2 separate regions of the Homo sapiens genome follow, and region 1 is linked to region 2. The links are chromatin loops, found by intact Hi-C in ENCODE. Cell type or tissue: K562. All regions are shown on one strand. Each heading gives the region's core, and the rest is flanking DNA. Links, peaks and the distances in the headings are about the cores only.

Evidence for each region. Peaks named below come from ENCODE experiments on the same cell type or tissue, not always from the same donor. Only the 100,000 strongest peaks of a DNase experiment are listed, where the experiment ranks them.
Region 1: a loop joins it to region 2, with 4 times the contacts of the local background. A loop is called at or near these places in 1 of 110 quality-filtered maps.

Annotation. Positions count from the first base shown.
Region 1 is chr10:15,795,662-15,807,820 of GRCh38, forward strand. MINDY3 (MINDY lysine 48 deubiquitinase 3) reads right to left here. Exons shown (of 15, transcript NM_024948.4): 11 at 439-511. LOC124902383 (a long non-coding RNA gene) reads left to right here. Exons shown (of 4, transcript XR_007062071.1): 2 at 1,494-1,638. Among named protein-coding and RNA genes, the nearest start is that of MINDY3, 59 kb to the right of the region's middle. In K562, for the core only: no CTCF peak of the experiment used is centred there; a DNase peak (open chromatin) is centred at 6,850.
Region 2 is chr10:15,444,840-15,456,998 of GRCh38, forward strand. No RefSeq gene overlaps it. Among named protein-coding and RNA genes, the nearest start is that of FAM171A1, 80 kb to the left of the region's middle. In K562, for the core only: no CTCF peak of the experiment used is centred there; DNase peaks (open chromatin) are centred at 6,212 and 6,522; H3K4me3 peaks cover 204 bases.

The sequences.
Region 1 (12,159 bases), core at 3,993-8,992, 350 kb after region 2:
AATAGCTAAGCATAGGCTCCAAAGTGAATGATTCAGATGATCTTCCTCTGCTTCTTTATCCTGGGAGGTCAATTATACAGAAATATCCTGGAAGATCTGTTTATTTAATATTCGTTTGGATAAGTAAAGAAGAAAATGATTTACTTTTCAAACAGTTTGTTCAAAAGGTGGTATTTTTCCCTGTTTGGGGTCAAGATTAATCAGAGGGGTCAACTACACCTTCAGTACTCCAAGAAACACAGAAACCCAACTCAACAAGGACTTGTGTGCTATTTCATTTGTTCCCATTTTCACTACTTTCCTTTTAAAATGTTCAAGAAACACAACTTACATTTCATTAAATAATCCAATATATCTTTTGAATAAAATCAGGTCGCTATCAATGTATTTCAAACATATGAAGACATAAAACACAGAGATGATGTTAAAATCTTTTACCTTCTGGGTCGTAGGTTTGAAAAACTCTTCTGGCTTGTTCTGAAGGAGCTTCAGGGGCAACTAAAGCCATATCCTGAAAAGATAAGAAGCATGTTGTCAACCAGCTACAGTATTATGACATTAAAAAGAAAACAGATACTAGGGTAGGCAGACATAATGACATTGGAGTCAGAAGACTTTGAGTTACATTTGTATCATAGATGTGTAACGAGATAGGTCATAAACTCTCCAGGCCATTTATTTTACGTCTGAAAAGTGGCAATAAAAGCTTAACCACAGAAAAGTGTTGTGAATAATACATGTGGAGTTTTACATAAATACTTAAAACACTGGGGAAAAACGTCTAATACAGGTAGTTACTATAAAAATGTAGCATGAAAAAAAAAAACAAAAAACAAAACAAACACAAAAACAAAACCCAAACCATTTTTTCCACATTTTTTTGTTCAGGTAAGAAGAAATAAAATATACTCCAGTTTTCAAATATTCGAAAATAAAATCCAGAGATTTATTATAGCAAATAATGATACAATGAGATAGCAATGCATTAAAAATTTTAATTTAGTAACCTAGTCAAAGCTCAATCAACTTCTACATGTCCAGAATTTTAATTTTTCTGAACTCAAAGGAAACACCCTAGAGGACAGAAATTTCTTTCCCCCATAAAACAAATTCTCTACCATGACTAATTTATCACAGAAAACATTTATCAGGATTCTAAGCACAAAAATTGTGTTCTCTTTGATTCTTTACATTTACCCCACATATCTAAGCCATTATGAAATTCTACTTGACACACATGAATCTAAAATGTAGGCTCCTGTTGTTTACCTCTGGTTAGCTTTTACCTATAATTGTCTTTGCCTATAATGGTGTTTACTCAGACAAACGTCATCAGAGGGTAAGTTTCCAAGTATCCCTTCCTACTACCTTGAATCCTTTTTATGGGGTACAAATGTTAACATCTAAACTGCTGTTCCCCTGTGAACACAATTTTTGCAAGAAATGTACTTCTTAACTGTTGTTCTAATATCTCACCTTTACTCTGTTCACAGGTGAAGAAACTAAGAATCAGAGGAGTTCTAACTGAGCCATGAGGACTCGATTCCTGAAAACCTTATTTATAAAAAACAGGAATGGGAACTAAAACAAGGCAACCTGTGCAAGCCCTTACAAGTTTTTCATGTATTACAGTAAAAGGTAAAGCAACTTAAAAACCACTTGACATTTTTTAACATTTGTAAAATTTTGTAATGCACAGTTGTCTCTCATTTACCATCCCTTGCTAGAAACTTCTTAGGCTCACCCTTCACTGCATTTCCAACATTATTTTGCTGATAATGTATACGCCCAAGTGACATGTTTTCATTTGGCTTAACTTTCAATGCCTTTTTGATTTTATGATCTAGTCCTTTATTGCTGGACCCTTGAATTGTATCTAGTCTTCTGCTATTACAAAAAATGCTGAATCAAATAAACCTGAACATGTAACATCATAAACGTGCAGTTATATTTGCACAGCAGGTCACCAGAGTGGGATGGCTGGGTCAAAGAAAGGTTTATTTAACCTGAACAGTATTTCTTAAAACCCTCTTTCCTTTTTCTGATACATTACCAATACAGCCTTAGCTCTATAATTAACTCTTATGCCAAAGCTAGGACTGCAGTGTTGGCTCTCAGATTTAGGGAGCAATTGCTGACATGTGGGTTATTATTATTCCTCAGTTCCCTTTATCACTCCCAAACCTTAGTTGCAGATTTCTACATTTATTCTAGTATAAGCTTTAGCTCCCTTAACTATTTCTAACACATTTTTCTTTTTCAATTGTCTCCGTTAGACTGTTGAAATTTATAGATGAACACCATAACCTTTGAAATTCTGGCTGAGAAGGTACATGGTTACAGATTCAAATTTTATGCAGAGGGGAACTTACAGGGGCACAAAATCAGGATACAGTTATTCTTTCTATTCGCCATCTGTTACATTCTCAACCTTTTTTTGCGGTCACCAATGAATGAGGAAAAGTTCTGAAATGAGTTTTAAGATACTGCTGGTAATTTCTAAGTATTATTTAAAACTATGATCTAAACAGAAGAAAAGGGAGTATCAGGTTACTTTTTTCTGGGTTAAATCTTTTTGGGGGAAAGGTAGTAGAAATGTAACTGAAGCGTTACTTCAATATTGCTACAAAGTAAAGTTTGGGAAATTATCGCTGTTTACATAGTAGAGGGAAGCAAGTAGAATTCCAGATTTTAGCCATAGAAGGTTTAGATCAGATTCTCTGGCATTAAGGAGCTGACAGTTCAGGAGTGTAAAAAGAATTTAAAGTAAACTACCTGATGCCTTGTCTCTAAGTGCCAAGTGTTTTTTTTTTTTTTTTAAATACTCTGCTAGTGGTTGGGCACGGTGTGTCACGCCTGTAATCCCAGGACTTTGGGAGGCCAAGGTGGGCAGATAACGAGGTCAGGACTTAGTTAGAGACCAGACTGGCCAACATGGTGAAACCCCATCTCTACTACAAATACAAAAAATAGCTGGGTGTGGTGGCAGGCTCCTGTTAACCCAGCTACTTGGGAGGCTGAGGCAGGAAAATCATTTGAACCTGTGAGGCGGAGGTTGCAGTGAACCAAGATCATGCCATTGCACTCCAGCCTGGGCAACAGGGCAAGACTCTGTCTCAAAAACAAACAAACAAACAAAAAACCACTATGCCAACGTAGAAAGAAATTAAAGTAAACCTTAATGAAAAGTATACCACACATCTCTTTCTTGCCTGTGGTTCTGAACAGGCTATACAAGCTCACCTGCTATAGAAAGAGCATTTGGAACTTAGGCAAAAATCTCGGTGGACTCTAGTTAACATGTGTTCATTTAGAGCAGGGTTTGGCAAGCATTTTTCTGTAATGGGCCACAGAGTAAATTTTTATAGTAAATTTTTATGTTTTGCAGGGCATATGGTCTTAGCAGCAAAACACATGGCCATGGCTATGTTCCAATAAAACTTTACTGAAGCAGGTGGTGACTTTATTTGGCCTGAGGGCCATTTGCTGACCTATGATTTAGATAATATATTACATATTTTTTCCCCCAAATGCTCTAACATTTATTTATTTTTTTTAGATGGAATCTTGCTCTGTTGCCCAGGCTGGAGTGCAGTGGTGTGATCTTGCCTCACTGCAACCTCCACCTCCCAGGTTCAAGCAAATCTCTGCCCCAGCCTCCCTAGTAGCTGGGATTACAGGCATCCACCACCATGCCCGGCTAATTTTTGTATTTTTAGTAGAGACCGGGTTTCACTATCTTGGCCAGGCTGGTCTTGAACTCCTGACCTCATGATCCACCCACCTCAGGTTCCTAAAGTGCTGGGATTACAGGCTTGAGCCACTGCAACCAGCCTTTAACATTTATTAAACATGCCAACTTTTTGATATATGGGGGGAGTAAAGACATCTTAATCACTTTTACAGATTTTACAAAGAATATATTTTGGCTATTAGCAGAAATAGAAAAGAGGGCACAGAATTCTAGCTAGAAGGAACGGAATCAGGAAAGGCAGGGAGATGTGACTTCATAGCACACAGGGAAACTGAAAAAGGTGAACAGGACTGAGAACTGTGACAGAAAAGGAGGACTTAGGAAGGGAAATGAGCTTTGACAGAAGAATGAATTTGATTTTCGAACTTTTAGAGTTTGGAGGTAATGGTTAAACATCCAAGTAGAATACATGGAGTTATCTTAATACTTGGCACACTACGAACACTCACTGTTAGCTAACTGCGAGCTTCTCGTGAGCTATTAGAAATAGAATATTAGTGTTAGACTGAGGTTACGGCTGGGGAACTTGCAAGGGAAAATATTGAAAACTTATGGAAGCAGATTCCTTCAAAGAACTAAGAAGCGAGTACAGTTGATCCTCAAACAACATGGATATGAACTGCATGGGTCCACTTATATGTGAATTTTTTCTCAATAAATATATTGGAAATTTTTCTTGGAAGAAATTTTTCTTGGAAATTTGTGACAATTTGAAAAACTCGCAAACTGTGCAGCCTAGAGATATTTTCAAAAGTTAAGAAAAAATTAAGTATGCCATGCATGCATAAAATATATGTAGATACTAGTCTATTTTTTCTACTACCATGAAATGCCACAAATCTATTATAAAAAGTTAAAATGTATCAAAACAGGGGCATACGGACTGTACCTGGCACCACTCACAGTCAAGAGATGTAAACGAATGTAAAGATGCAGTATCAGATCACAACAGCATAAAATTAACTTTAGTGCATACTGTACTACTGGAATAATTTCATCACCATCTCCTGATGCTATTGTGGTGAGCTTGTGTTGTATCTGCTCAGAGCACAAGTATGGCGCTAATCATCTCCGCATGTGCAGCCCATCACTCCAGTGAGTTCCACATCACAGTAAAAAGTGATCTTAAGCAGTTCTCACATACTTTTCATCATGTTTAGTGCAATACTGTAACTCTTGAAAAAAAACCATGGAACCCATATGAAGTGCCACTAGTGATGCCGGAAGTTCTCCCAAGAAACCAAAGTCAGGACGTAAGAAAAAGTGGAATTGCTTGATATGCACCATGGATTGAGGTCTGCTGCTGTGGTTGCTCACTATGTCAAGATAAATGAATCCAGCATAAATATCGTAAAGAAAGAAAAGGAAATTCCTGAAGCCATTGCTGCAGCCATACAAACCTTCCGCTTTTTGCAAAATACCTCCTTGTACAAAAAATGCAACTTGTATGTAAGTGCAGGGTTGCTATAGGAAAGGCACACCTTTAGATTCTAATATGATTTAAGAAAAAGTGCAGTCATTATACAAGCTAAAGCAAAACAAAAGTAAAGGAGCTAAAGGTGGAGAACTTAATGCCAGCAAAGGATGGTTTGATAATTTTAGAAACTGGTTTGGCTTTAAAAATATCAAGGTAACAGGAGAAGCAGCTTCTGCTAACAAAGAGGCAGCAGTTAAGTTCTCAGAAACCATTAAGAAAATCTTTGAGAAGAAAGAATATCTGCCTGAACAGGTTTTTAATGTGGACAAAGGTGTCCTATTCCGGCATGGGGGGGAAATGCCATAAAGGACATTTATAAGTAAGGAAGAGAAGGAAGCACTAGGATTTAAGACAGAAAGGAAAAGGCTACTGTTTTATGCACATGCAGTCAGGGTGATGACCAGGACTGCCCTTATTTATAAAACTGCTAAACCCAAGCTTTGAAGGGAAAAGATAACACCAGCTGCCAATCTTTTGGCTGTATAAGAAAGAAGGCCTGGAAGAGAATGCTTTCTCTGGATCAGTTCTATCAATGCTGTGTACCTGAAGTTACCTAGTACCCTGCCAGTAAGAGACCACCTTTTAAAGTTCTTTTGATATTGGACAATGTCCCTGGCCACCCAGAATCCCATGAGCTCACCACCAAAGGCACCAAAGTAGTTAACTGCCCTCAAACACAACATCACTAATACAGCCTCTAGATTAGGAGGTCATAAGGACCCTTGAGGCTCATTACACACAGTAGTCTGCAGAAAAGATGATATGGTTATTGCTATTAAAGAGAACCGCAACAGCAAGAACAACATGGAAGTCTGGTAGGATTACAGTACTGAAGAGGCCATCACTGTTACAGAAAAAGCTAATCCATCTGGCCCAAAACATATTCCTGCTAGAGAACACTGTGTCCAGATATTGTGCATGAGTTCATAGGATTTACAGAGCCAATCAGAGTAAAGGGTTTCAAGATAAAGATCTTGGAGAAATTCAAGAGCTAACAGATACCACATCAGAAGAAATAACAGAAGATGGCTTGATAGAGATGAGTGCTTCTGAACCAGTGCTGGACAATGAGGAAGATGACGTAGAAGAAGCAGGGCCAGAATACAAACTGACATTCATTATAATTTTAACATATTCTTTTCTCCGGCTTACGAGATTACAGTATATAATACATATAAAATACAAAATATGTGTTAATCTACTGTTGGTTACGGTAAGGCTTCCAGCCAACAACTGGCTACTAGTAGTTAAATTTTTGAGGGAGTCAAAAGTTGTATGTGGATTTTTGACTATGCAGGGGGTTAGCACCCCAACTCCCATGTTACTCAAGGGTCAATTATGTTTTCAAAAACGAACTGCATTAGTCTGTTTTCACACTGCTATAAAGATACTACCTGAGGTGGGGTAATTTATAAATAAAAGGTTTAACTGACTCATAGATCTACATAGCTGGGGAGGCTTCAGGAAACTTATAATCATGCCAGACAGCGAAGGAGAAGCAAGCACCTTCTTCACAAGGCAGCAGGGGAGAGAGCATGCAGGGGAAGCACCAGACATATATCAAACAACCAGATCTCCTGAGAACTCACTATCAGAAGAACAGCATGGGGGAAACAGCCCCCATGACTCAATCGCCTCCCACCAGGTCCCTCCTTACTATGCGAGATGAGATCTGGGTAGGGACAAAGCCAAATCATATCAGGAATTAAGGCAACTTATTGGCTGAAGTTAAGTGTAAAACAAGTAACTCAAAACCCTGTATGTGGGGAAATGATAACAAACCCATTTGTTAGCTATTTAAACAGAAACTCTTTCTTTCCTCCCAACATACAACCCAGTGATACTGGTTAGGCTCCAAATAACAAAACCACCAACTGTAACTGTCATTACTAATACAACAAACTGTGTCTTGAACAATAAAAAAAAAAAAATCATGTTTTGCTCTTTTGGTCTCAGTCATATACTACTAACAGCTAATTTGGTCAACTCTTTAGGCAATAACTCTTAATCACACCACTTAAAAAAGATGTGTTTACACTAGAGGATGAAAAAAGAGAATAAAAAGAGAAAAAACCCAAGAGATTATTGTAAATTCAAATGGAAACATTCCAGAAGTTTTCTTCCACAAATCAAAACCAGTACATAGTCTTCTAAAGTGATTACTGGCTTGCTTATTTTGACTGTTTACAATGCTTTTTGGATCACTGTAGAAAATGATCTTTTATTTAAACCTTGTTTAAATTTATGTAATGTTTAAATGTTCAGAGATGTAATCAGAAAGTTATGAAACCACCTTCTATTCCCATTAAAGTGTTTCATGTTGCAGTTCTTTTAACTCTGTAATTTTAATTCAAATTATAAACACTAATTTTTGCCGATTTATTTAACTTAAACACTTGCAAACAGGGTTCCTAGTATAAAGATCTGTAGACTAATCCATGTAGCAAACTTAATATTAATATATCAATATACTGCATATTTGCATAGCAAGTTTGAAGAGCAAGTATAGAATTACATTCAATTGAGAGAGTTTTACAATCAAGACAAAACACTTCAGAGGTATAACTGCCGTATTTTTCTTATTGTACATAAAATGGTTTAGTTAGAAGGAATGTAATGACTTTATAAATGTGAAGAGGAGGATTCTACCCTCAGATTTTCCATTTCCAAAATTTAATATAGCAACAGCTTTTAGGTTCCATATGTAGTATATTTTCTCTATCTAACTATACATAAAACCATAATTTCTTAAACATTTGGCAGGCTTAATAGATGGTAGAGAAAAACCCAGTCTGTGCACTTAAGGTCGCAGTCTAATAGAACAGAGAAAAACATGCTACTCTATCTTTACTTCCAAGAATCTTATTAAATTTATCCTAAGAAAATTATCTTCCAAGATGAAGTTCTAACAAATGTACACTAATCCTACACTCCCCCACCACACACACAAAAAACCCCACGAATGATAATTAAGTAAAGGGATTCCAAGGTCAGCAAATACACTTGCATTTTCTTTTCTTCATCCCTAGTTGTAATACTTAGGAGAAAATTTCAACATGTACTGCATTTGGAACTCTTTTAGGTACCCTCAGTAGGAAGAGATCCTACACATGAGACTCAACGATTACATACTGTTTTAGTTAGCAATTTAAGCTCTGATTTACCATCAAAATTATTTTTATTGTAAAAGCAGTTCTTTACATTAGTCTGATATAATCACATGATTTTATCAGAGGAATTTATATTCAACCAATTTACTGGTCAACAGGGATTGCAAAACAATATAGCTTTTAAAATTATCTAGCCTCACTCAGCTTAAATGCAGAGGGTTGGCGGGGGGGCGGGGGATGGAAGTAGGTGGACCAAGCTGTTAATGGGACTATCTAATAGCCTACAATCATGAAACAGATATCTCCTTTTCACGTAGCTCTGTATTATCAGTGTAACTATTCACTATTCACCATAAACCTTTTAAAATGTTGTAACATTAGCCATCCTTCTAAACACCTACTGAAATATAAGGCCTGTGTACAGTGGGTTGGCTGGGGATAAGTAATTCATTACTGAAAAGGTCTTTAAAGTTTTTCTCATTAAGCCTTTCATCGTTATGAAGAGCAATCTGCTGTCACGATTCATCAAAGAACCTCCAAGAGCATCGTCATCTAACTTCAAGAATGACTGCACATATATAAATGACATTTTAGCTTGCAGACAACATATTATAGTGTTTAAAGTCCCTCCAATAAATAAATAAAAGGTAAATGCTGTATAATTTACCTTTAAGCAAAATTTTACTTTATAATGTTTCACCTTTAGTCTTTGCTTACTATCTGTATTTATGAACAAATAATTTGGGAAATAGATTTTAAGTCAATTACATCATCTCAAAACACAGAACGTCATTAGTGGCAGCAAGATTAACAGAATTCAGTTAATCCCAATACCTGAAAGCAGGAAGGATGGTGGTCTTTTCTCTTATTCTTCCATTATTTTCCAAATAACGTGTAAAGCCCAGGTCACCTCCACAGTAGCCCACTGCTGTGAGGCACCAATCTGTGTCGTATGGGCAGAGAAATCAGGGTAGGAAACACAGCAGACAGCCCTCTGACGTTCTTCCTCTAGAAACACAGACTCTAAATGCACAAGTGGAAATAACGCAGTGGGAGAAGAAGTTTCCAACAGATGTCATCTACTCTTGTGCCATAATTATTAAAATCATTAATGAGTGAGCTGCTGACTCTCCAAATTATCGTAATCGACCAACTAACTTTAACAAATCCGTCAAGCTTTTCTTGAAGTTAGACGACGTTCTTGGAGGTTCTTTGATTATTCATGACAGCAGATTGCTCTTCATAATGATGAAAGGCTTAAAGAATAAACTTTAAAGACCTTTTCAGTAATGAATTACTTATCCCCAGCCAACTCACTGTACACAGGCCTTATAATTCAGTAGGTGTTTAGAAGGATAGTTAATGTTACATTTTAAAAGGTTTCTGGTGAACAGAGAATAGTTATACTGGTAATACAGATAGAGGTACCTGAAAAAATAAAGTTCCTCTTTATTTCAAAGTTAGGACTCTTTGTATCACTGGAATTAAACTGTTCAATCACCTAGTGATACAAGGTAATCGATGGTGGTAGATAATATTATTGTTCCCAATTAGTTGCTGCTTCCTCCTTCTAAGAGGATTATTTGTCACTGTCTGTTGCTAAGTGACCTGAAGTACTTTTCTCTGAAATGGGCCTACTTCCTTGCCTCATTGACATCAGATTCAGCCAGAGAAATACAACTGGGAGTGACATTATGCTAGCTCCTAGCAGAAACTTTAAGTGCCACTATCTGGTTTGGCCAGAAGTCTTGTTCTTTTCCCTCTCTTATGAGAACTGCACATTCCAGGCAGAAGCTACTCCTTCAGCCCAGATCTTAAAATAAAAGAGACACGTGGAGCACACCTGCAGCCAACATGTAAGTTATGAGGGCGGTAAGCTTTGGGCTGGGTGTGTTGGGGAGAGAGGTATGGTGGCTGTGGTGTGCTCCAGTACAGCCAAAAAGAGGGTACATTGCTTTTAGAGACGTTAAAACATTCTCAAATTCCTTTTTGCCATCACCACGTGCAGACAAATCTGAACAATGTCAGTAGTCACACACTCCTCCTACCCACAGGATGGGCTGTTCTCATCGCCCCCTTCTTGAGTACCACTGTGTACAGGACTGAAATGTCAGGGTTGTTGGTTACTGCAGCAAGCTGGCAAAGGGGATTAAAACCTAATATTCTGGCTGGGGCTGTATGTTGCTTGTGCCACATGTACTCTATTTGATCTTCCTATTGAGAGCAGTCTATATTTTCCTCTTGTGTCTTCCCTCATGCTATCCAGTAACTCTGACCTTAACAATGTAAGCTGCACATGGAGGAATCTCCACATACGCAGACTTCATGTTTCCTATGAAAATTAATGCTTAAGAAGATTACTGAAACTGTGTCTACTCAATACCAATAATTTAATCTTGGGAGGCTTGGATTAGTATGAACAAAAAGTGAGGGCCCCCAACCAATCCTACCTCGTTTTCTACAATTTTAAACAAGGTTTGCATGATTACAAATTAGTCACAGTACTCACATTTATAATTTAAAATTTTATCACAGCTGTGCAGAGAAGCTTTGACTGTTGATTCAGAAGGCTGCTCTACTTCCATGAATTTGCTTTACATTCATGCCACGGATATTCCTGTTTAGCTTTCCATATCAAGACAGACTTTCATATAGTAAGGACAATTTGTAAATAAATGTGATTATTCAAGCTGGTCCTACAGCTGATCGTCAACCTTTGGTTTCATCTTAATATCCTAGCACAACTAGTATGGTTTAGCTATCATCTACCAATTACTATTCCCCAAACACAGTATTAACTTTCCCATTATAACACTACATCTATACAGCTTTCACTTCATATCAGTCTCAAAGTTACCATGTCCTTTCATTCAAGTATAATCTTTTCTACACCTACTTCTTCCCTCTTCCAGGGTCTACTCTACTCTAGCAGAATGAGTTGTTTTCTTAAGGGAGGGAAGTAGTTAAATGCATAGCTCAGAAGTCAGAAGACTGGAGTTTAAATCCTGCCTTGGTACTCACTAGTATCTAACTTTGGAGATGTCATTTTTCTCACTGGCCCCAGACTGTAACATGCAGATGAAAACGGCACGCAGCTCACAGGGTTGGTTTGAGGATTAAATGAGGAATGCTCCTGAGATGATTAATTAGCATACTGCCTAACATACAGACAACATTCAGTAAACACTCACAGTAAACTATTACCATGTATTATTAATCCTTACGTTCCAACAGTACTTACCACAATACTGAATGTGTGTGACAGTAGGTAGTGTGGGAAATCAGTTAGTGCCACAAGAAGGAAGGAAGTTGGAAGAAAGAACAGGAGCAACAAGAGAGTAGGAGAATCAGCGGACACAATACGAATGGTGGAAGGTTGGACCAGGAATGCTGAGCAAGACTTTGATAAGCGTATTCTGGGCAGAGGATAACATAAGCAAAGCATGTGCAAACACACACAATAATCCCCCAAATTAAACTTAGTAAGACTTAGTGGCGGTCATCTATTAACCATACAAGACCTTTTTTTGTACTCTGCTATCAACTCTACTGGCTATGATTTTTTTCTATCAATTCTGAACAGATAGCTAGGGGTGTGGGCTTAATGATACTGACTCTTAATTAAAACTCATAGGCTTCATTCCTAACAGAATACTTCTAGGCCCTTCCATCAGTATTTTATCTTTAGACAATTATTTGGATACTATTGTAAGAGAAAAAGAAAAATTCAGTGGAAAAGAGAGACTTCTTCCAGGAAGGCTGACATCACTGATGACTGAGAAGTAATAAGTAAAAGAAAAAGAAAATTCAGGGAAATC
Region 2 (12,159 bases), core at 4,382-9,381:
GCGCCCCCCCCCCCCCCCCACACACACACACACTCCCACACACCCCTGATAAAATCTGGGGGAGAGACAACTTTTGTGACAGAGTCCAAAAGCTATTCCTAGATCTCTCCCCTCCCCATGTGGACCATGTAATAGATTAAAATGCACTTTAAATGTAAGCTAGAGGACCACACTTCACGCATTTTCCTGTGCACTATTTGAGGGTGTGCATTTGGGCTCATGCAACACAGTTCCCCTCTCTCCAGCACTGCAGAGAGGTAGTGTGTCAGGCATGTTGTTATTACTGCCACTGTCCTTGATTCAATGTGAATGCAGGAGGGACCCTCTACTGCAGTTATGAGAGTTCTGGATCTCCTTGGGTGATCAAAGTGGAGACACAAGGTGTGAAAAATGGAGGTCAACTTGGGGTCAATTCTCCCTGGAAATGTGTTTCTATATTTGAAACCCACCTTAACTAAATAACTATGAGAAAAGGCAGTCATTGTTGGATGCTAGGCTGCACACCCTCAAGGCTGTATGACCTGTCTAGCCTCTCTCCCCATCCTTACACATCCCCACCCCCCAAAGCCATTAGACTCTTCCTTACCTCTGCTATTTAGCTATAAATATTTTCTCTTTTTTCTTTTCTTTTCTTTCTTTCTCTCTTTCGTTCTCTTTCTTTCTTTCTTTCTCTCTTTCTTCTTTCTTTTTCTTTTTTTTTTTTTTTTGAGACAGTTTCCCTTTTGTTGCCCAGGCTGGAGTGCAAAGGCATGATCTCGGCTCACCACAACCTCCATGTCCAGGGTTCAAGCAATTCTCCTGCCTCTGCCTCCCAAGCAGCTGGAATTACAGGTGCATGCCACCATGCCCAGCTAATTTTTTGTATTTTTAGTAGAGATGGGGTTTCTCCGTGTTCGTCAGGCTGGTCTCGAACCCCTAATCTCAGGTGATCTGCCCGCCTCTGCCTCCCAAAGTGCTGGGATTAAGGTGTGAGCCACTGCACTCCGCCTATGAATCTTTTTTTCTTTTTTCTTTTCTTTTTTTTTTTTTGAGACGGAGTCTCTCTCTATCGCCCAGGCTGGAGTGCAGTGGCGCAATCTCAGCTCACTGCAAACTCCACTTCCCAGGTTCACGCCATTCTCCTGCCTCAGCCTCCTGAGTAGCTGGGCCTACAGGCACCCGCCACCGCGCCTGGCTAATTTTTTGTATTTTTAGTAGAGACGGGGTTTCACCGTGTTGGCCAGGATCGTCTGGATCTCCTGACCTGCTGATCCGCCCGCCTCGGCCTCCCAAAGTGCTGGGATTACAGGCATGAGCCACCGCGCCTGGCCGAATCTTTTTTTCTTAAGAGATTGGCACAGATAAAGATTATTGGAATGATTTCAGTTTTTTCCACCTGAGGAAGAAAAGACCAATGTGCTTTTGTCTCATGGCCCATTTCAGCTCGACATCACTATGCATACTCCTGGCTTGACACCATTCAGAACCTGTAGCAAAGGTGGGGTCGCTTCCAGGCATGAGAGTAGCAACTGGCTCCATGCTCAGCTTGCAGAAATAACTTTCCTTTCTTTCAAAATTCAGGACCACAGATTTCCAAGCTCTGGAGGTGAACTGCGGATGGCATGGTAAATTAAATGAGAAACAGGGTGACCTGTAGCCATAACATGCATGACAGCAAAATGGGTAAAGACCATAGAAGGCCTCACAGGAGAATTTTGCTAGGGCACCTGAGGCTTCAGTATGGTTTGGGGACGTGGGTGTCAAAGTTTTAAAAGATAAAGGGATTTTAATGTAAAATGAAATAAGAATATATATATATATATTAAAATGAGTGCTAAACTCCATGAGTTCTTTTCCTTTTACCCAAATTGATTTAATTTTCAATATTGATTTCAAAGGCTACTGTGTTTGCATGTTTGGATGATGTTGTGATGAAAACACGTTTACTAAGAACCCTGTGATTGCTCTGCAAAATGAAGAGGAGCTGCAGAGGACTGTCCCAGGCAAGGCCAACTTGCCTGTAAGACCTTTGGGAAACATTCAGTACTTCGAAGACAGAGGAAATTAAGCTGCAGTTAAAGTACTTGCAGAGAGAGCATCTGAAAGTATAGGGACAACCTAGAGATGCAGCAATCAGACTATTCTAGAATAAGAGTTGACTTATGCTTTACTGCCTACTTAGTAAACTATGGGATGCATGCAAACAGTGATGTGATCGGGCACGGTAGCTCACGCCTATAATCCTAGCATTTTGGGAGGCTGAGATGGGTGGATCGCTTGAGGCCAGGAGTTCGAGACCAGCCTGTCTAACATGGTGAAACCTCGTCTCTACTAAAAATACAACAACAAGAAAATTAGCTGGGTGTGCCTGTACTGGGGTTACTGAGGCAAGAGAATTGCTTGAATCTGGGAGTTCGAGGTTGCAGTGAGCTAAGATCATGCCACTGCAATCCTCTCTGGGCGACAAAGCAAAACCCTGTCTCAAAAAAAAAAAAAAAAGAAAAAAGAGAGATTCCTGATACTTTTCTTATTTATGTATTTAGAGACAAGGTCTTACTCTGTCACCCAGGCTGGAGTGCAGTGGCATGATCTTGGCTCACTGCAACCTTGAACGCCTGGGCTCAAGCAGTCTTCCTGCCTCAGCCTCCTGAGTAGCTGGGACCGCAGATGTGCATCACCATGCCTGGTTAATTTGTTTTTGGTACCCAATGGGCAAAGGCATGACCTTCTCTTGCCCTCACTGCCTTTCCTGCAAGCTAGAGTGTAGACCTGATGGGGCAGCCAACTTAAACCAGGGGATGGAAGCTGTGTTTTGAGGCTGGCAGAACACCAGAAAGAAAAATCTGGATTCTTGATGATTGTGCAGCCTCTATTCCAGCCCTGGATTGCCTTCCTGGATTTTGATGTGAGTGAGAAATAACCTACCAGCTTTGTAAAGTCACAGTGAGTTTGGATCTGTCATTTTCAGAGGCCAAACTATATCCCAACCCATACACTCACATGTTAGATTTCTTGTGGATGGAAACTGTGGCTATTCCTTTTGCTCAAGAGAAGACAGTGGACTTTCTTGCTTTTCCTTTGCAACACACATCATAGACTATCCAACCCGAGGGACTATTTGGTTGGAAAAGCAATTGATTTATAAACCAATTGGTCTGGTTGTACCAATTTTAAACAAAAATGGTGGATTTTGATGTTTCGCTCCTTTGGTGTAATTAGATTTCTGTAGTATCGAGGCAGCCAGTCGCCAGTAGTAAGAGATGTCTATATTCCTCTGTGATGAATTAGACAGCCCTGTGGATTCATCTTTGGAAGTTGACAAGTCCATGTTCCAAACTAGACTGATTCTTGTATTTAATGAACATGACAAAACAAAATGTATCACGAGCAAAAAGCATGCTATTGTGTGCTGGCAACTACTTTAGTTTGTCGAAAGGGAATTTCTAGGAGGAAAAGATAGAGTTTTAAGTCAGACTTTAAAAAATCACTTTCCAATTTTCTTAAATTTTGATTTTCTAACCCAGCTTACTGTAGTATAGGCAAGGTAGAAAAATAGTCATTTATCTGAAGGATATTCCACCCAGAATTTCAGCTTTAGGTGAGCATTAGACAAAGAGCTAAGATTCCCTGAAATTTATTTGCCCAGAGTGATGCTAGTGAAGGGGCGTCATTGTCTGGGGTAAATAACCAGGGATCGTCCTCTTGAATCAAGAAGATTAAGGACATGGACACACACAAGGAGTGAATTTTGGAGCGGAGGTTTAATAGGCTAAGGAAAGAGAAAAGAGAACAGCTTTTTCTCTTGAGAGAGAGGGGCTCCTGAACCGGGAATTCCGGCCAGAATGGGAGTGCATCGGATTTTACAGACAGCATTGAGGAGGCAGTGTCTGATTTACATAGGGCCCACAGGTTGTTGGATCAGGAGTGACATTTACATAGTGCACGGAAAAGGCTGGCCACCCCACCCTAATCTGATTATGCAAATGGGCTTTCCACTTGGCTGGTGCCATGTTGCCTGCTCCTCACTGTACACGCAGCTGGCAAAGAGAAGGGAAGATGGAGCCACCATTTTGACCATGCCTAGTCCCAGGTAGCCTTCTTCTATTGGCACAGCAGCCGGCATTCACCCGCGCAAGCTTCCAGCTTGCTTGTCTATGTCTGCAGCTCGATTTTCCAGGCTGCGGTTTGCTAGAAAAGAAAATGATTCTGGGGCTGCTTTTCATTAAAAGGAAAACCTTACCGAGGACTCCCTTACCTTCACTATCTGCCTAAGTAATTTCTTCTTTTTTATTTATTTATTTATTTATTTTTTTTTTTAGACAGAGTCTTGCTTAGTCACCCAGGCTGGAGTGCAGTGGCGCAATCTCGGCTCACTGCAAGCTCCACCTCCCGGGTTCACGCCGTTCTCCTGTCTCAGCCTCCCGAGTAGCTGGGACTACAGGCGCCCACCACCATGCCCGGCTAATTTTTTTTTTTTTTTTTTTTTTTTTTTTTTGTATTTTTAGTAGAGACGTGGTTTCGCCATGTTAGCCAGGATGGTCTCGATCTCCTGACCTCGTGATCCACCCACCTTTGCCTCCCAAAGTGCTGGGATTACAGGCGTAAGCCACCGCACCTGGCCAGTAATTTCTTCTTAACTCCTATATCACTAGGGACTTCATATGCATTATGTCATGTAATCCTCACCATACAAGAGAGGTAGTACCACTATTATCTACATTTTGCACATGAGGAAATTGACATGATTGGCAAAGTTTACACCTCTAGTAGTGGCACAGTCATGACTGGAATCTTAGCCTGACTTCTAGACTCTGAATCCAATGCTGTAATGCATATTGACGCAAATGCTTAAAACCAATGAACTTTTTCTGCGGTGTTCCTAATAGCTTCTTTCTCTGGTCCAGTTATCGTTACATTATTTTTACCCAGCACTTGTAAGTGTCTTGGTGTTAATGTAAAGACATTCACAGGCGAGAAGCTGGGAAAAAATGCAAAGAATAAAAGGATTACATCAATATTGTCAGCACATAGAAATATTTGACTTTGGTTTGTTTTTGACAGTGGAGGGTAGTTGGTAGTAGTGATAGGAATATTTTAATAGCAATTAGCCTCTTAATAGAACTAAACGACATCATAATACAGCAATGATGTCATTTTTTTCTAAACAAATATATTCACAAATGAATGTTGTATCTTTATTCCTGTTGGCCTTCTATTGATCAGAAAACCTTTAGGACTCATTTTAAAAGAGCCTTCAGACTGAGCATGGTGGCTCATGCTTGTAATGCTAGTACTTTGGGACGCTGAGGCTGGATGATCGCTTGAGCTTGGAGTTGGAGGCTGCAGGGAGCTGTGAACAAGCGACTGCACTTCAGCCTAGACATTAGAGTGAGACTCTGTCTCTAAAAAAATAAAGTCTTCAAAGTCCATGCCAGGCTTGGCACAGTGGCTCACATCTGTATTCCCAGCACTTTGGGAGGCTGAGGTGGGCAGATCCCTTGAGCCCAGGCATTCGAGACCAGCCTGGGCAAGATGACGAAACCCAATCTCTACCAAAAAAATACAAAAATTAGTCGGGTGTGGTGGTGTACGCACATAGTCCCAGCTACTTGGGAGACTGAGGCAGAAGAATCACCTGAGTCCAGGAGTTGGAGGCTGCAGTGAGCTGTGATTGTGATTGCGCTGCTACGCTCCAGCCTGCGCAACAGAGCAAGACCCTGTCTCAAAAAAACAAAAATGAGAGACAAAGTTCATGCCAATCAAATTTTCTTTATGGATCAAATGCTGTATTGGCCCTTTGAAGGGACATTTTTTGGCAAAATGTCATTTAGAAATAAGACTAGTGAATAAAGTGAGGGTACAAGCTAGAGAATTCTATCTGATTCTTTAAATGAAACCTCGGTGTAAAGTAATGAGACTCATTTTCTTAGGTTGTGAGTGTCTCTGAGGATACAGTTCTGGAAATACTTTAAGCATGAGAGTAATATTGAAATAATTGTAGTTTTCTGATAACAACTTTAAAGGAACATTGGGATAAATGGACTTTTGGGCTGCTTATCTTAAAAAAGTAACAAAATGCAGAAAATGAATTCACAGACAGTGTAATTGTAGAAACTGACAGCTTCCTCTCTGGCTAAAAGTCTTCCAGTAACCAAATTGCTTATCTATTTGCTTCTATATTGGTCCTTGAATAGCCAGAAGAAGTCCTCCTCCACTTTCCCTACTTCACTATTTTAGACTTAAAAAAATTCAGCATGTTTCATTTTGTGACTCCTGAAGAGTTACTGGTCTTCCTGTTTAATTCTCCTATGTTCTGGGAAATATGGGAGATTTAAAATCTAGTGATAAAGAGACATGACAGACATCAGAAGACATGTTACACTCAGTTTCCAAAGGGCAGAGTACAAGACTTATGTTATTCTCATTCCAAGTGTGTGACATTGGTGCTGTACCCATATTGATATCCAAGACCAACAGGACAGCCGAAGAGAATGGTCCCTGATAAGAGTTCATTTCTCTGCCTGCAGCCATCTGCAAACTGAAGTCTGTTGATAAGCACCCCATAAATTATAACATGAACAACCCATCCTCCAGTTTTAGAGGGAAGTCAGCTTACACCAATTGCACAGATAACAGGTTTTCAAGAAGGAAAGAAATTGTTATGAACACACTCCCTTCTTTCTTCCTGAGCTCCCTGCTGTGCAGGGGGAACTGGCAAAAACAATGACAAACCGTCTCCAGTTTCTGCAAATCACTCTCTCTAAGAGCTAAAATCAACTGTGCAAACCCCTTCCAAGCTACATAGGAGTGTCATGTTTAGACCATTCATCACTCTCCCTTACACTGGAGGAGTTTTTCATGGACGGTGTTACTTCCTGAGCCAGCCTTTTCACTGTCACCAAGATTTATGCCTTATTACTCTCTTGCTAAAGGATTCCTCAAATTTCCTAAGGTCTTTCTCTTCCAACAGGATGAGTAGGAAGAGGACAACTCCCATTCGGAGATGTGGTTTACTTTTTTCTTTGAATTGTGAGTGATCTATGCTCTTCCTCCTCTTCAGTTGTCACCATAATTGATGGGCTTCTAGATATATTGGTTCAATGAAGACTCTATCAACATGACACCAACTGGGGCATTTGGTTTAGTCCTTGAAAAAAGTAATTAATTCGGTGGAGAAAACATTGATTCAATTGTTGATTGATTGAATAGAATTTGTCAGAGTAGCCCCTGAACTGTGAGCACATAACCCAAGGAACATGCTACTGCAGTGTTATGGAAAGGACATCTGGAAACTTTTCAAAATCTCTCCTTAACAGGGTACCTTCCTCTCATACACCCCTGTGGCATAGCAATTCTAGTCTTCTTTCTGCCAAGTCAAATATGCTTGTAACTATCCACTATTTTTTGTGAACCAGCTTTCAGACACAGTTAAATATGAGATCTGAGAACTTAGTCCTAACCCCTTTTAATGAGTACCTAGTAAGCCATGTTCACTGGGCCTTATATCATAGACTATCCAACCTGAGGATCCATTAGGTTGGAAGAGTAATTGACTTAAAACCCAACACAAATGCCATGGCAGACACTGTAGGTAGCCTATTAACTTATCATTTCTCTAGCCTCCTTTACAAACAGAACTCCAAGATGTTGTGGCATGTGGTTGCAATGTGCTTCGTGGATCTTCCACTATCCCAGGAGTGAAAGCTGGCATGACAATTTTGCGTCCCTTCTTACACCAGGTTGAGGTATGGGCTTGGTGCATAACTGTAGTCAATGAGACATGAGAGGGAATCTGCTGGAAACATTTTGAGAATGTCTTTCTGCCCTAATAAAAACGGATACAAAAGCAGCCTGGGCAATACAGTGAGACCCCATCTCTAAAAAAAAAAAAAGTTTAAAAGTTGGCCGAATGTAGTGATGCACACCTGTGGTTCCAGCTACCGGGGAGGCTGAGGTGGGAAGATTGCTTGAGCCCAGGAGATGGAGGCTGCAGTGATCTATGATTGCACCACTGCACTCCAGCCTGGGCAACACAGCAAGACTCTGTCTCTAAAATAAATAGATATAGGAGGAACAATGGTCCGTTTCTGCCTCTGGACAAGTCTGTGAGTTTGGAAGCTGCCGTAGCCTTTTTGCTACCATTGGTGGAGGAAGAAGAATGGGGCTGGGGGAGGGTGGGGCATGGTGGGGGGCGGGTTCCGGCAAGCTGAGGATGACAGAGGAGCAAGTGAAAAGAAACTTCTACCTTTGAAGGTATGATGGAAGTGGAGGTCTGATACAAAATGTTGTGCCTTAGATGTGGGGCAGAGGAAACTATTCTGATGCAAATTTGCCTGTAATGGGCTTGCCCTGCCAGCTCATAAAATTAAGGTGCTGTGATTTAGAAGAGACCTTGGGGTAAGATATTTTTATGGAGTCGTAGAACTGCTGTAGATCCACAAACACAGGACTGGGAATCTCAGTGGCTTTGGTAAAGATTATTTTGGAATGACTTTATTTCTTGTTATTTTGTTGACAGAGGTGTGATGAGGGGATTCTCTGTGGGTGAATTTCTGAATTTTTTGTATCCAAAGGGAGCAGAGAAATCTCTGAGTTGGAGATTCACATCCAGTGTTAAGTCATTTTTCAGCAGGCAACACTAGATTCTGGTCACAGATCTCCGAAGAAAATAGTCTCCTTCCCTCAGCCTCATTTACTCACACCATTAAGAGGTGGGAAGCATCCCCCAATTTTCTCTGCCCCCCTTCTCCTGAATTACTTTGTCTGGTAGAGGGAGAGAGTACAGCTGACAATCTGTGTTTTCTCTTGTGTGGGAGCAGCCTCACTTTGATCGCAACCCTTGACTTGATGGCGGCTGGCCACATCCCAGAAGGAAGAAACAGGATAGAGTTAGGGCAGGTCATATTTATTTTAGAGGAAACAAAAAGGGTGGGGAGAACCTTCAGCAGATGAACGTGTATATGTCATGGGGCAGAATGAGGTAGAAGCCTGGAAAACATAAAACAGAAAGACAGGATTGAAAGACTCGATCATCCCAAAGTGTCACCGTTCATAAGGACCAGAAACACCACCAGGACGGATGCACACGTTTTTGTGAGATTTTGTGACGGCCAGGGTAAGGGTGGCCAGAAATCAAAGGATTCACTTCCCTCACTAGCACAGTTTCCCAGTCCTGAATTCCCTGTGCATTATGATAACTGGATTCTTGTTTAATTCCTTGCAATGCCAACACTAACACACACTGTGCATTAGGGAAATACTATAGATAGGCTTTCTCCCAAACAGCTGTCTCTTGTCTTGTTTTGAAAGCATAACCTTATGTAAATCAATAGGAAAATCCCTCTGCCTGTCTCCTGGAGCAAAGAGTAGCCCTGTAACCTCCTTTCCATGAAGTGGAACTGAAGTCATTGCAGGTGCGCTGTAGGACCCTGCTGTGGGCCCTCAGGGAGCCATCTGTTCGTTAGAGGATGAGATGGCCTTTGCTTAGGGAGACACAGATGGGTGGGCATTTGGCTTTTAGGCCAGGTCAGGTCACTAAGCTTGTTTCCTCTATGACTGTAATCAAATAACTCATGCCTGACTCTGGTTAAAGAACTTTTTATTTAGAAAATATTTGCTATCATGGGAAGATGCTGTGTAGCTTGCATGCATCTCATCGCTCACCTCTGATTTAGAATTTAGAGATCCTTCAGAGATTTTTTATTTGGTTGGGTGTTCCATTTTCTGTGTCTGGACAGGTTGACTTGCTGCAAATATAGGGAAATAATTTTCCTCCCAAATGGCTCTCTGTCTTTTTTATTTTATTTTTTTGAGATAGGGTCTTGCTATATTACCCAGGCTGGCCTTGAACTTCTGGTCTCAAGTGATCCTTCCTCCTCAGCCTTCCAAGTAGCTGAGATTATAGGTGTGAGGCACTATGCCCACCTTGGTTCTCTGTCTTGAATGATGAAAATGTGAATTGCCGAACCTAGAGTAAACTGGGCTTGAGGAATTAAAAGGACCCTTTAATTATTAAACAAATAATTCCTACAAGTAAAATTCCTTCAAGAGATTCTGGAGGACTATTGATGAAATTCTGTCATTTTGTTAAATACTGAAAAATAGGTCCTATTATTTTAATCCTTCTAACATTGCCTTTTGAGCAACAGACATATAGAAACATTTCTACATCAATACGTTTGAGTTTAATGAATGAGTAATATTTGGGTGAAGTGTTTTGTTTAGGTGTTCCTCCTTCTCAATTCTTGGTAATATAAACCAAAAATAAAATCCTCAGCCCCTCATCTGACTGAGTAGACCCCTTCTTTCAACAAGCATTTTCTACAGAAAATACTAGTTCTGGCCATGATGGGAAGGGAGGATCAGGCATGCTTCATTCTACCCTCCTCCCTTTGGTATTCAGGCACAACTGACTAGCATTAACATTAAAACAGATTTTAAGATGGACAGAACAGACTTTTGTAGCAATAAGATACCAAATTCAAACCTGACTCCAGTGTAGCATCACATGACAGATATCAGGCCCTGAAAGAAATCAAAGTATTTTTACCCCAAAATATATTTGACATATTTTGAAATGGCCCTGCAAAGTAAGGGAAACTTACATTCTGTAAAGAATTGCTTCCCCTTTCTAGGTCTTTTCCTGATCCTGAAGAAATTAGCTGAGAGTCTAGCACCTTTGAAAAGTCCAAATAGAAAACATTTGCCATGTATTGCCTCTAAGAGTGGCCACCTGTGAGACTTCATCTACAAAATAAGAACTTCAGTCTCCACAACCCCTTATCTTAACCCACACACTCCTCCAGGTCTTTAGATAATAACTTAATTCTTTCAATGAATTGCCAGTCAGAACATCTTTGAATCCATCTGTGACATGTAATCTCCTCCCCTGCCCCACTACTTAGAGTTGTTCCACCTTTCCAGACTGAACCAATGTATACTTTAGTATTGATTGATGTCTTACATCTCCCTAAAATGTATAAAACCAAGCTTAACTCAGCCACTTTGGACACATTCTCAGGACTTCCTGAGGCTGTGCCATGGGTCAGGGTCCTTACCTTTGGCTCAGAATAAATCTTTTCAAATATTTCATGGAGTTTGACTTTTTTTTTGTCAACAGTCACTATGAAGAAAAGATGTTACGATCCCGGTACTCACTGTGTCTTCATTGTAGACAATTTCTGTGCTCTAAGTAGAAGAAACTGGATATGATGTCAAAGTCTAAACTTGGTACACAAAAGCACTAGAAAGTTTGATATGCTTTGCAGAAAAGATTGTTTGCTTTTTAAGTTTATTAATTGTGAGATTTAATTAAATAGTAAGAACTCACAATACTTTTTATTTTTATAATGTTACTGGCATGTACTTATTGTAATGACATGTACTTACCCTAGAACATTTAAGAAATTCAGAAAACATAAAGAAAATAATAAATACTACCAGCAATCTGAATTTCTAAAAAGTAAACACTACTAAAATTTTGGTATGCTTCCTTTCAGTGTTTTTATATACACATAAATAATTACAAAATTTAGACCATATTTTATATATAATTTTGTGTTCTATTCTTTCATAATAATCTTATAGTGCTTTTAAATTATTAACATTTAATTTCCAAGAAAACTTTTGGAAATTATCTGGAGTCTCTCAGGCCATTCAATTTATATTTAAGTTAATAAAGTTTGTGATTCTGTGTTTTGTGAAGGAAACCTTCTTTACTGTAATTTCCTTTTTTTATTTTTATTTTTTTTTTTTTTTGAGATGGAGTCTTGCTCTGTCACCAGGCTAGACTGCAGTGGCACGATCTCGGCTCACTGCAACCTCTGCCTCCCAGGTTCAAGCGATTCTCCTGCCTCAGTCTCTCGAGTAGCTGGGACTACAGGTGCACGCCACCAAGCCTCGCTAATTTTTGTATTTTTAGTAGAGACGGGGTTTCACCATGTTGGCCAGGATGGTCTCAATCTCTTGACCTTGTGATCTGCCTGCTTCAGCCTCCCAAAGTGCTGGGATTACATGAGTCACTGTGCCCGGCTGCTGTAATTTCCTTAATCAAATAATAGTTATATGGCGATCCAGTGTCTTCTCCGTGATTTTATTGTTTTTTTCCTAAAAGTCACTTAACATAACCTTTGAACTTGAAATTCTTAAGACATCCACTGAAGTCATATGAATTCATTGTTC